2 separate regions of the Homo sapiens genome follow, and region 1 is linked to region 2. A link is a contact called in ENCODE Hi-C or POLR2A ChIA-PET data. All regions are on one chromosome and are shown on one strand. Each heading gives the region's core, a stretch centred on a gene start or an enhancer-like site at or near the end of the contact. The rest is flanking DNA. Distances are from core to core; before and after follow the strand shown.

Evidence for each region. Hi-C counts contacts between places; a loop is a spot of excess contacts on that map. ChIA-PET counts read pairs that join two places held with the same protein, here RNA polymerase II (POLR2A).
Region 1: a map of chondrocyte shows a loop between it and region 2 (4-fold over the local background). The contact joins the promoter of PHF21B here to the promoter of PRR5-ARHGAP8 in region 2. A Hi-C loop is called at or near these places in 1 of 168 maps with a recorded cell type or tissue (chondrocyte). POLR2A ChIA-PET finds 5 or more read pairs at or near these places in 1 of 52 experiments (WTC11).

The regions. Positions count from the first base shown.
Region 1 is chr22:45,008,091-45,013,558 of GRCh38, reverse strand. It overlaps PHF21B (PHD finger protein 21B), which reads left to right and starts at 3,554. Exons shown (of 13, transcript NM_138415.5): 1 at 3,554-4,063; 2 at 4,949-5,014. The coding sequence starts at 4,010. RefSeq lists an enhancer at 4,574-5,175.
Region 2 is chr22:44,700,175-44,705,432 of GRCh38, reverse strand. It overlaps PRR5-ARHGAP8 (PRR5-ARHGAP8 readthrough), which reads right to left and starts at 3,229. Exons shown (of 15, transcript NM_181334.6): 1 at 2,825-3,229. The coding sequence starts at 2,958. PRR5 (proline rich 5) reads right to left here and starts at 3,229. Exons shown (of 8, transcript NM_181333.4): 1 at 2,825-3,229. The coding sequence starts at 2,958. RefSeq lists a silencer at 2,946-3,355.

The DNA.
Region 1 (5,468 bases), core at 2,305-4,804, 310 kb before region 2:
TTGCAGTGAGCTGAGACTGTGCCATGGCACTCCAGCCTGGGCAACAAGAATGAAACTCTATCTCAAAAAAAAAAAAGTGAAAGGGGCGCTATTCAATATTACTCAGACAAGAGGCATAGACAGGGCTGTCCTATGACCCTGATATGGGTGTGTACCCCATTTATAGCTGTGCAGCTTGGGAAAGTTACTGAACCACTTTGAGCCTCAGTTTTCTCATCTGTAAAGTGGGGATAAATATACCCACCTCCATAGGATCAAAAGGCATGAAGAATGCCTACTACAGAGGGGAAAGGGAAGGCTCTCGGTAAGTGGTCCCTGCAGCAGTAACACTAAAGGAAAACTTGTGTCCCCAACAGAGAAATCGCTCATGTGGGTGAACCGCACGCCACAGGTTCAAACCCCCTCCCACTTCCTCTGTACTGGGGCCTTGGTGGCTCCAGAAATCTGCACTGGCCTCCTCCTTTTCTCCCCCTCCCCAATCTCAAGAGAGGTGCCTCTCTCACTAACCATGGCCCCCATCTCCTGACTGGCCCCCACATCCAGTTTCCACCATATCCTTCACATTACCACCAGGTCATCTCTGAGCAGAGGCCTGGTCATGTCTCATACCCCTGTGCGGAAACCTTGGGCAGGTCCCCTTGTCCACATAACACATTTAAAACCCCAGCATGGTGTTGTAGGACCTTGGGGTCTGGTCCTGCCATCTTTTCTGTCCTGTTTTTCTCCTCCAGTGAGCACTGCAGGCCCCCTGAGATCCCTCCTGCAGCCTACCCCAGGCCCATGGCTTATGCCTGCTCTTCTCTGGAAGCAAATCCATCCTCAGCCACTGGCCCAGATCTCCCAGCCCTGACGGGGAAGAGGCTACACATCTATCCAGGTCTCTGCTGCCTGAGTCTGTGGGTCCAATTCCAGGCAACAGGGCTTGTAAGTAACCTAATGCCCTGAGCCTCAGTCCTCTAACCTGTAAAATAGGGATACCAGACCTACCCCCGGAACTCAACGAGGGCAGGAGACAACAGGTATGAAGAGTGCCATGTGGATGGTAAAACTCAGAACAAACAGTATTACTACATTCTCAAGGCTCTGCTCAAGTTACTTCTTGACAAGCCCCTCTCAGACCACCCCTCTCAGAATTAACCCTTCCTTTGCCTGTCAGTCATTTTTCTCGCTCTGTGTTTAACACAGGGGCCCTGTGTCTCTGCTGTCTCTGTCGGATCTTTTGCTACACCATGCACTTAAACAGTGCTTTAAGATTCCACAGTCGGAGCCACTATCCTCTGGCCAGCATCAGCCTGAGACTGTGTGGACTGAAGATGACCTGAATATCCTCTGTTGATTTAATTACCCTACGTGGCTGATAAAATTACTCTGAATTTTTACCAAGAAGCCAGTGGCATTTACAGAGATTACAGTAGGAATCCTCTTTCTGCACACTTTCTCTCTGGCTCTCCAAGCATGGGTCTCCAGGGCAGTCCACTTTCCTGGGCTGGTGTTCAGCCCAGCAAAAGCACTAAGGAGGGAGGCCACCACCCTGACCCGGGCTAAACCCAGAAGTGGGAGGAGTGGGTACCTATTGGGGCACCCTGAGTCAGCCTCTTTGTTTTGCATTTGAGGAACCTTGCTTCTCCCTGCTTGGGGCAAAACCAAAGGAATCACGACCACTTCAAACACGGGCTAGTTTTGCATCCACATTAACCAGTGTTGGCTTATGGTGTGACTGTGGTCCCAGCTACTTGGGAGGCTGAGGTGGGAGGATTGCTTGAGCAGGTGAGGTGGAGGCAGTGGTGAGCTATGATTTCACCACTGCACATTAGCCTGCACGACAGAATGAGACTCACACAGTAAGTAACTATGCAAAAAACAGAGGGGCATGTATATGATCCTTACCGTAACCCACATATTTAACCTACGTAATTAAATCAACAGAGGTTATTCAGGTCATCTTCGGCCCACACAGATTCAGGCAGATGCTGGCCGGAGGGTAGTGGCTCCTCCTGTTGAGTCTTTTCTGTTTGTTTGTTTGTTTTTTCTGAGACAGAGTCTTGCTCTGTTGCCCAGACTGGAGTGCTGTGGTGCAATCTCGGCTCACTGCAACCTCTGCCTCCTGGGTTGAAGCAACTCTCCTGCCTCAGCCTCCCGAGTAGCTGGGATTACAGGCTTGCGCCACCATGCCTAATTTTTTGTATTTTTAGTCGAGACCATGTTGGGCAGGCTGGTCTCGAACTCCTGACCTCGTGATCTGCCCACTTCGGCCTCCCAAAGTACTGGGATTACAGGTGTGAGCCACCGCCCCCGGCCGGCCTCCTATGGAGTCTTAAAGCGCTGTTTGCAAGTTTCTGTTAACTAATTTGGGTTAAAGTAAGGGTCATCTACATGCCCCTCTGCTTTTTGCATAGTTACTCATATCCTAAGTCTCACTCTGTCGTGCTCTGAAGGCGAGGTGCTGGGTTGTGGGATGAGGGGCCATCTGTGTTTGGGGGTCCCAAACACGTAATTTATTACAAATTCCCTAACAGAGAGCAGAACAACACTGGGGTCCTCACTTGAAAAAAAAAAAAAAAAGAAAAGAAAGAAAAGGGGGAATTCCAATAACTTCTGCCAACAAAAGCAATGTGTGACCTGTTGGCATATGTTGAAAGGGACATTTGCTGATGGTGCTTGCTTGGGTATTTTTTGTGCTGCCGGAGAGGAATCTGAAGTTAAAACGACTTAACAGCTTAAACGTTTACTTTGACATATGATTGCACCCTTTCTCCCCAGCGTGTTTCAAACGTGCCAGTTTGCTGCCAACAGGGCACCCGGCACTCCGACCTGAATGAAGATGGCAGCCCCGAGGTGGTGACAGTGACTCTGGGACATTAACCTCCTGGCTGCGCGGCTGGGGGTTCTGAAACGCGACCTCCGCAGCTGTAATTATAATTGTTTTAGGTCGCATTGACCGGGCCTGTTTACGACTCTTAACAAGAGTCTTAAAATGTCCAGTGACATCTGTTGAGAGTTTAATCGTGTAAAAAAAAATCATTAAAGGAAGAGCCAAGAGATCAATTTTCTTGCTGTTTAAACAACACGGAGGCCATCAGGCGGCGGGGGAATGTGGCGACGCGACTAATTTAATCCCCCAAGTCGCGGCGCTGGTATGGACAGGAGGGGACGGAAGAATTTAAATAAAATATCAGAGGGAGGCGGAGGAGGGGGGAAAGGAGGGAGCCGAGGACCAGGGTGAGGAGAAATGGAAACACGGACTCGCAGCCTCCCAGCGGAAAGTGTCCTGATCCCGGCGTTACACGGCGCAGGGGGTGGGGGCGCCGCGTTCCCCGGGTTGGCCCGGGGACGGAGAGGATGACTCCGCAGTCGTCCTCTCCGAGCGCCCGGCCCGAGCAGTCCCCGGAGCCGGCGACCGTGCGTCCCCGTCCACCGCCACTTTTGTTCTCCGCTCGGGGTGCCGGGCCGCGGCGGGGCGGCAGTGCGCAGGCGCGGGCGGGGCGGGGGCGGGGCGCGGCGGGCTGAGGGTCCCGGCACCGCCCCCCGCCGCCCCGGCCCGCTCCATCCGGGCACTGCCGAATTAGCATCGTGCCGAGGCACAACTTTGCCGAGGCCCAACGAGATCCAGGCGCGCGCGCCGGAGGAAATATAGTCCCTGCCCGCGGGAGGCTCGCGCGGGAGGAGGCGGCGGCGGCGGCGGCTGGGCGGGCGCGCGCGGGGCTGCGCGGGGCTCCCGGCGCCGGGGGGGCCATGCTCCGGGCCGCGCCGGCAGCCCGGGGACCCGGCGCAACTTGCCGGGCAGCCTGAGGAGTTGGGGCAGCCGAGGGCTCGGCGCCGCGGCGCCCGGAAGCCTGTCTTCCCCTTCGCCAGCCCCCTTCCCTTTCGGCCGTGGGGGAGGGGGCTCGTGTCCCCCCCAACCCAGCCCGGAGGCCGCGTCCGCCCGCGCCCGCTCTGGCCCCCGCGGAGCCGCGCAACTTCCCGGGAGCCCGGGCCAAAGTGAGCGCAAAGTGCTGCCCAAGTTGCCGGGATGGAGCTGCAGAGCCGGCCCGAGGCGCTCGCCGTGGAACTCGCGCGCCACCAGGTAGGTGGCCGGGGGCCGGGCCCGGGGCCGGGGAGTGTGTTGCGGGGTGAGGGGGTCGGGGGACCCGAGCCCAGCATCCTCTCTTCCGGGTCTCTGGGTCTTCCAGGCTGGAGCCTGCCCGGGGGCGGGGGGCGAGGGAGTGAGCACACGCGCGGACCCCCTTCTGGGCTCCCCTCCGCCTGCCCCTGGCGCTGTCCTGCACAGTTTGCGGGATCGAGGACGCGTGGGACCCGAGCCTGGAGTCTTCTCTTAAGCGATGTAGGGTCTGCATGACTGGGAGGGTGCCTGGAGGGGGCCCCTTCGTGAGCCGGTCCCGGGGAGGGGAGTGCGAATAGGCCCCCTTCCGGCCTCCCCTCGGGCCCCCGCGCCCCGGGCGAACCTGCCCGGTGTGCAGAAGTAGTTTTGGCGATCGCTGCTGGCGAGCGGCGGCGTGGCGGCCGGAGCCTGAGCGGGGCTCGGCGTGCGCGTGTGTGTGTTGGGGAGATTAGGACGCGACTTGAATATTTATGAGCTTTGCTCGACACGGACTCGCCGTGTTTACTTGGCTCTTTGTTCCTCCCCCCTCCCCCGGCACACACTCACACTCACACTCACTCGCACACGCACCCCGGCCTGCAAACTTGCACGGCTCGGGGCGCGCCGCCGGGTGGCCTCGGCCCCCGCCCCGCCCCGCGAGCTGCCCCGATGAGGCGGCAGCCACAGGTAAGCGGCCCCGCGCGGCACTGCCCGGCCGCCGCGCGTGCAGGACGCGGCCCGGGAAACTTGGGGTGCGCTGCGGCCGGCCCCGCCCGTGGGGCTCCGGGCGGGGGGTGCCGCGGCCCGCGGTGCTGGGGTGCACCTGACCCCGGGTGGCCTGCCTGAGCCCGCTCCTCCGTGTTTCCGCAGAACGGCGACCTCAAGAAGCAGCTCCACGAAAGGCAGCCGCGGATCGCCGCGCTCAGCGACAAACAAGTAAGCGATGGGATCGCGGCCCCCCCTGGGATGGGGCGGGAGGGTGGCTGGGCACTTTGGCGGCGCCCTAAAAAGTGCCAGCCTGGGCGACGCACGCTCAGACTCCCAGAGGGGTCTGTCTCCAGTTCTCAAAGTTCCCCACCCCTCCCCTTTCCTGGAAAGAAAGAGCCGGGTTCTCGGAGGCGGCAGGGAGAGCCGGGCCCTGCGGGGGCCGAAGAGAGGAGCTCACTTAAAAGGCAGCGCGCGGCCCGGCGTCCATTTTGAGGTGGTGGACATGTTTTTGGAACGTGGCGATTTCTCCCGGCTCGGAGTCCCCCGCTTTGCGCTGAGGCGGCCATGGGGGCGGAGGGGGGCGGCCGTGGGGGCCTGGACACCAAACTCGTTGGAAGCGATTTCTGGGTTCCGTGGCAAACCTCGTTTTGAAATCGTTCCTCGAGGCTCCCTCCCCCCCACC
Region 2 (5,258 bases), core at 1,980-4,479:
AGAATTGCTTGAACCCAGGAGGCAGAAGCTGCAGTGAGCTGAGATCACACCATTGCACTCCAGCCTGGACAAGAGTGAAACTCCGTCTCAAGAAAGGAAAAAAAATAGAGAGAGAGAAAGGAGAGGGAGATTTGGACGTGGAAATGAAAGCCATGGGGAGGTACATATTGGAGTGATGCAGCCACAAGCCAAAGAGCCACCAGAAGCTTCAAGAAGCTCCTCCCCTAGAGCCTCTGGTGGGAGCGACACCTGGACTTCAAGCTTCTGGCTCCAGAACTGTGAGGGAACAAATTTCTGCTGTTTTAGGCCACCGAGTTTGTGGTCTTTGTTACAGCAGCTCTGGGAAGCTAATACAGTCACACAGATAAAAGGGGGTGTGTCTTGGACTCATAATGAGGAGTACACGGCCAGGCCCTGCAGAATGACACGCCTGTCCCCGACCCTGCACAGATCTGTTGTCCTAGGGGGCCCTGGCAGGGAGCACCGCTAGGAGCAGGAGCATGCAGACAGGGACCAGAAGGGGTGCCCTGCTCCCTGCAGTTTCCACTCAGGGACTTGGCTGGTGAAGCCAGTTTGCCTTCTCTTGGCTCCATCTCCCACATCTGCTGGGGAGGAGAGCTGGGGCGCAGGCTCTGCTGCATCCTGTGCAGGTGATGGATGAGCTGGGCATGTCTCCTGGGTGCTCTCTCTGCCCTTCTGCATCTCTCGGTGGGGGGTGCTGGTAATACCTCGCTGGGCTAGGAGAGTGGCAAAGTCAGTTAAGGGCAGTGAACGGGGCTGGCCTGGGGCCTGGCACATAAGAGGAGTGCAGGAAATGGCCGTGCCCCTGCTGCCTGGGGTGGTGGGAGCTGATGTAGGCCTAAGGGCTGGGAGACCTGGAGCCCTGCAGGTGCCGCGGGGAGGGGCTGGCATTTCTCTGCAATCTGCCAGGCTGCTGAGTGAAATCTGGTGGGGCGGGGGTTGCTCAGGCAGAGTCCCCCTGAGGCCTCCCTGAACTCTGAGAAGACACTTGAGACTCAGAGCCCACTCCAGGGTCACCCAAGGTTGGGTGAGGGCAGTGTCTAAGCCAGCAACCAGCCAGTGCCCCCACCTGTCTGGGGACCCGCAGCAGGACGCCCCACCTCGGGGGTGGGAGGGAGCTCACCAAGTGGCTGTCAGTGGGTGCTCAGGAACTGACTGATTCCTGTGGAGCCCTCCAAATGCCATCCCTACAGGGACACCCCGACACTGGTCCACTGCGTGAGTCTGGGGTTGAGCTGTGAGGTACAGAGGACTTACTATGTGCTAAGCACTGTGTTGAGGGCTTTATTTTGCATGTTCAAATTTCATCCCTACAACAGCCCCATGAGGTGGGCACTGTTATCTGCCCGTTTTATGGATAAGGAAATTGAGGACCTGACTTGCTCAAGACCACAGAGTAGGGAAGAGGCAGAGTTGGGATTTGAAATAAGTCTATTTAACTCTTTCCTCTAAATCACGGCAGAGATTCAAGGACAGAGAGATGGCTTTCATCTCAATACTGGAGGAGAACACTGCTCTTCTTTTTTTTTGAGATAGGGTCTTGCTCTGTCACCGAGGCTGGAGTGCAGTGGTGGCATCATGGCTCATGGCAGCCTCGACTTCCCTGGCTCAAGTAATCCTCCCATCTTGGCCTCCCAAAGTGCTAGGATTACAGGTGTGAGCCGCCGTGCCTGGTGGAGAACACAGCTCTTAAGACACTGTGCAGTCGTTGGGTCAGGGAGATTTCCCAACAGGAGTCCTTCCTTCACTGTTCCCACACCAGCCCTCCCCACAGGGAGGAATGCGAATACCCACTGACGGAGAGGGAAACGGAGGCAGGCATGTGACAGCCCTCTAGCAGTTTGCAACTCAGAGACAGAAGAGACCACGTTTGAAGAGGGTCTCGCTGGCAGCCCTGAGCCCACCATGACGCTCACAATGCATTCAATGAACTGAAAATAACGTGTGTCCAAGTGACAGCCGGGTTCCCGGTGGCCAAGACCACAGCCGGTGGAGCATCTGGCAAGATTTTACTGCCAGGTGTGGGCGCGAGAGGGGCAACGTCCACAGCCTCCCCCGAACAGTGTCCACAGCCTCCCCCGAACAGTGTCCACTGCCTCCCGCGAACAGCCTGCCTCACTTTCTCCTGCCTCTCATTTTCCTAGGGAGCAGAGACGCTGGGGAGTTCCACTAAATAAACCGTCTCTTTTCCAGATCCCGGACTTGCTCCTCAAACAAAGCTGGGAGAAGGGGCTTCCCAGGCCCCTGCTTGTCTGGGAATGACCCCTGGAGGAGAGTCCTCTAAAGAATGCCTCGCAGCTGCCGCACCCCCTGCTGACAGCTGGAGGACAGGGGGCCTCTCAAGGGAAAGCCGAAGGGAGCTTAAAGAGACACAGGAAGCCTGCGCGACCCACCCACTGAGCCCCGAGGCTCCCGTGCTCAGCCGCAAAATGGGAAAAATACTTCCTGCTCCGTTAGCCTCCCAGGTTGTCACGAGCACCGCAGTGGAGACGTGGAAAGACCCCGGGTAGGAGGCGGGCACGCGGCTTCCCGGCCCACCCCGCCGCCCACCCGCCGGGCGCTTCTGGGCCAGCCCCGGGCGCTGGCGGGCCTCGCTCCCTTCCCTGGGTTCTGGAACCACGCTGCACTGAACTTTCCTCCAGGCCCGCACCACTCCGGCGGGGCAAGTTCTTTGCAAACTGTGAAGCGCCGCGCCGCCTTCGGCAGCGTTCCTGGCTCGGGGCGGCCCCTAGCCCGCGGACGGCTCAGGGGTCCCCTCCCCCGGCTCCAGGGCCTCCGGGTGGCCGGGAGGGCGCGGCCTTACCTGTTCCAGGTGGCGTTGGCGCAGGCCCGGCGCTGCTGCGTGCCCCGCTCGTCCGCGGCGGCGGCCGGCTCTCTCTTGCCCAGGTCACTGAGGCTGGGCGAACTCATGAACTTCAACCTGCGGAGAGTCCTCATGGTGACCCGGGCCGCCTGCGCCGCGCCCACGCGCGCCCCACGCCGCGCCCTGCGCCACGCCGCACCAAGGGCCCCGGGCCGGCGATGCGCCCTCTACGCGGAAACTCCGGCGAGAGCAGGAAGCCGAGCGGTCCTGCGGGGTCCCGCCCCGGCCCCGCGCCTCCGTCTCGGGTCCCGCGCCGGCCGCCCCGCCGGGTTAATCATTGCACGGAGAGGCTCAGCGTGGAGCGCCAGGCGCGCGGCCAGCACAGACCCGGCGCAAACGGAGGCCGGGGGCGGACCCGGGGGCGGGCCCAGGGGCGGGTCTCGGCGCCCCGGGGGGCGGGGCGGGGAAGGGGGCGGGGGCATCGCGGGCGGGGCGGGGCCTCAGGCGAGGGGGCGTGTGCAAGAGGCGGAGCCGGCGTCTCCGCGGCCGCAGCTGCCACGACGCCTCGCTGGGTCTGCCCTCTGAGGACGTGCTCACCCTCCTCCCCTCTTCCGAGGGCCCCACGTGCCCACAGGAAACCAACACGCACAGGACGCAGGGCCCAAGCCCAAGCGCCCGCCCCCCGCCCAGCACTGCGGTCGCGCCCACACGATGTCCTTCGACCCCGGCCCCGGAGGTCTCCCTCCACAGCCCTCCTCGCAAAGGCTGTGCCACAGAGGTGCCTCCGTACCCCTCACCTGAACACAGGCTCCCCCACCCAGTTCTCATGAGGACTTTGGGTAGAGGCCTTCAGTCCCCTCCAGGCACCTTGGCCCAAGAACCCACTCCACCCGGGCTCAGCCTAGACCCCCTTGGACAGGGACTTCAGCATTGCCTGGCTGCCTGGAGGATTTGCTGGAGTGAGGGCTTGAAGAAGTAGAGGGTTTGCTCCTTATCTCCCACCCCCAGGTCTCTTGGATGGTAAAACCAAGCAGTTTCCCAAGTCCCTGTGGTGGGGGCAGAGTGATCCCAGTGAAGGCAGGGCACAGCCGGTGCTTCCTGCCTGCTTCGCAGAGCACTTTTAGATGTCTGATTTCACATGAACTAACATGAACTACTTCCGTGAGGTAGAGATTATTCTTCTCCCCATTTTCCAGTTGAGGACATTGAGGCTCACAGAGTGAAATAACTTGCCCAACATTGTGCCAACATTGTGCAATCAACAAATGGTAGAGTTGGGCTTCACCACAGGGAGCGTCCAGCCCCTTGAACAGGGCCCTTCCCAGTCCCCAGCTTCTGGGATTCCCACAAGGCTCACCTGACCCCTCCATCAGATGGGGGGTGACAGCCACAGCTCCAGGAGCTGGGAGGGCCCCATATAAAATGTAAGAGAGAGGTGATGGCTCATGCCTGTAATCCCAGCACTTTGGGAGGCCGAGGTGGGAGGATCACCTGAGGTCAGGAGTTCAAGACCAGCCCGGCCAACATGGAGAAACCCCATCTCTATTAAAAATACAAAATTAGCTGGGCGTGGTGGTGCATGCCCGTAATCCCAGCTACTCAGGAGGCTGAGACAGGAGAATCGCTTGAACCTGGGAGGCAGAGGTTGCAGAGAGCTGAGATCTCGCCACTGCACTCCAGCCTGGGCAACAACAGCAAAACTCCGTCTCAAAAATCATCATCATCATAATAAAATAAAATAAAAAGTAAGAGAGCCTCATGAAGAGTCTTTGTTTAGTGCAAATCAACCAGTGTCTCCTGAGTACCTCCTGTGTTCCAGACATAAATACCATCGTCTTTGGGAGACAGAGACATAAACAGACAAACTTGCTCATCAGTAAAGCGGGATGGAACGGTTCATCTCACAGGCAGCTTGGGGCCCACAGGCAGCAACAGGTGCTTTATAAACTAACTGTCAAGTGCTGTACACGTTTTCTTTTCTTTTTGAGACAGAGTCTCACTTTTTGGCCCAGGTTGAATGCAGTGGCACCACTGTGGTCACTGCAGCCTCTACCTCCTGGGTTCAAGCAACCCTCCCACGTTAGCCTCCTGAATAGCTGGGACTACAAGGCATGTGCCACCATGCCTGGCTGATTTTTTGCGTGTGTGATGGCGTTTCGCTCTTGTCGCCTGTGGAGTGCAATGGCGCAATCATGGCTCACTGCTAACCTCTGCCTCCCAGGTTCAAGTGATTCTCCTGCCTCAATCTAGTGAGTAGCTGAGATTATAGGCACCTACCACCACGCCTGGCTGATTTTTTTATTTATTAGTAGAGATGGGGTTTCACCATGTTGGCCAGGCTGGTCTTAAACTCCTGACCTCAGGTGATCCTCCCACCTCGGCCTCCTAAAGTGCTGGGATTACAAGAATGAACCACTGTGCCCGGCTCCCTGGC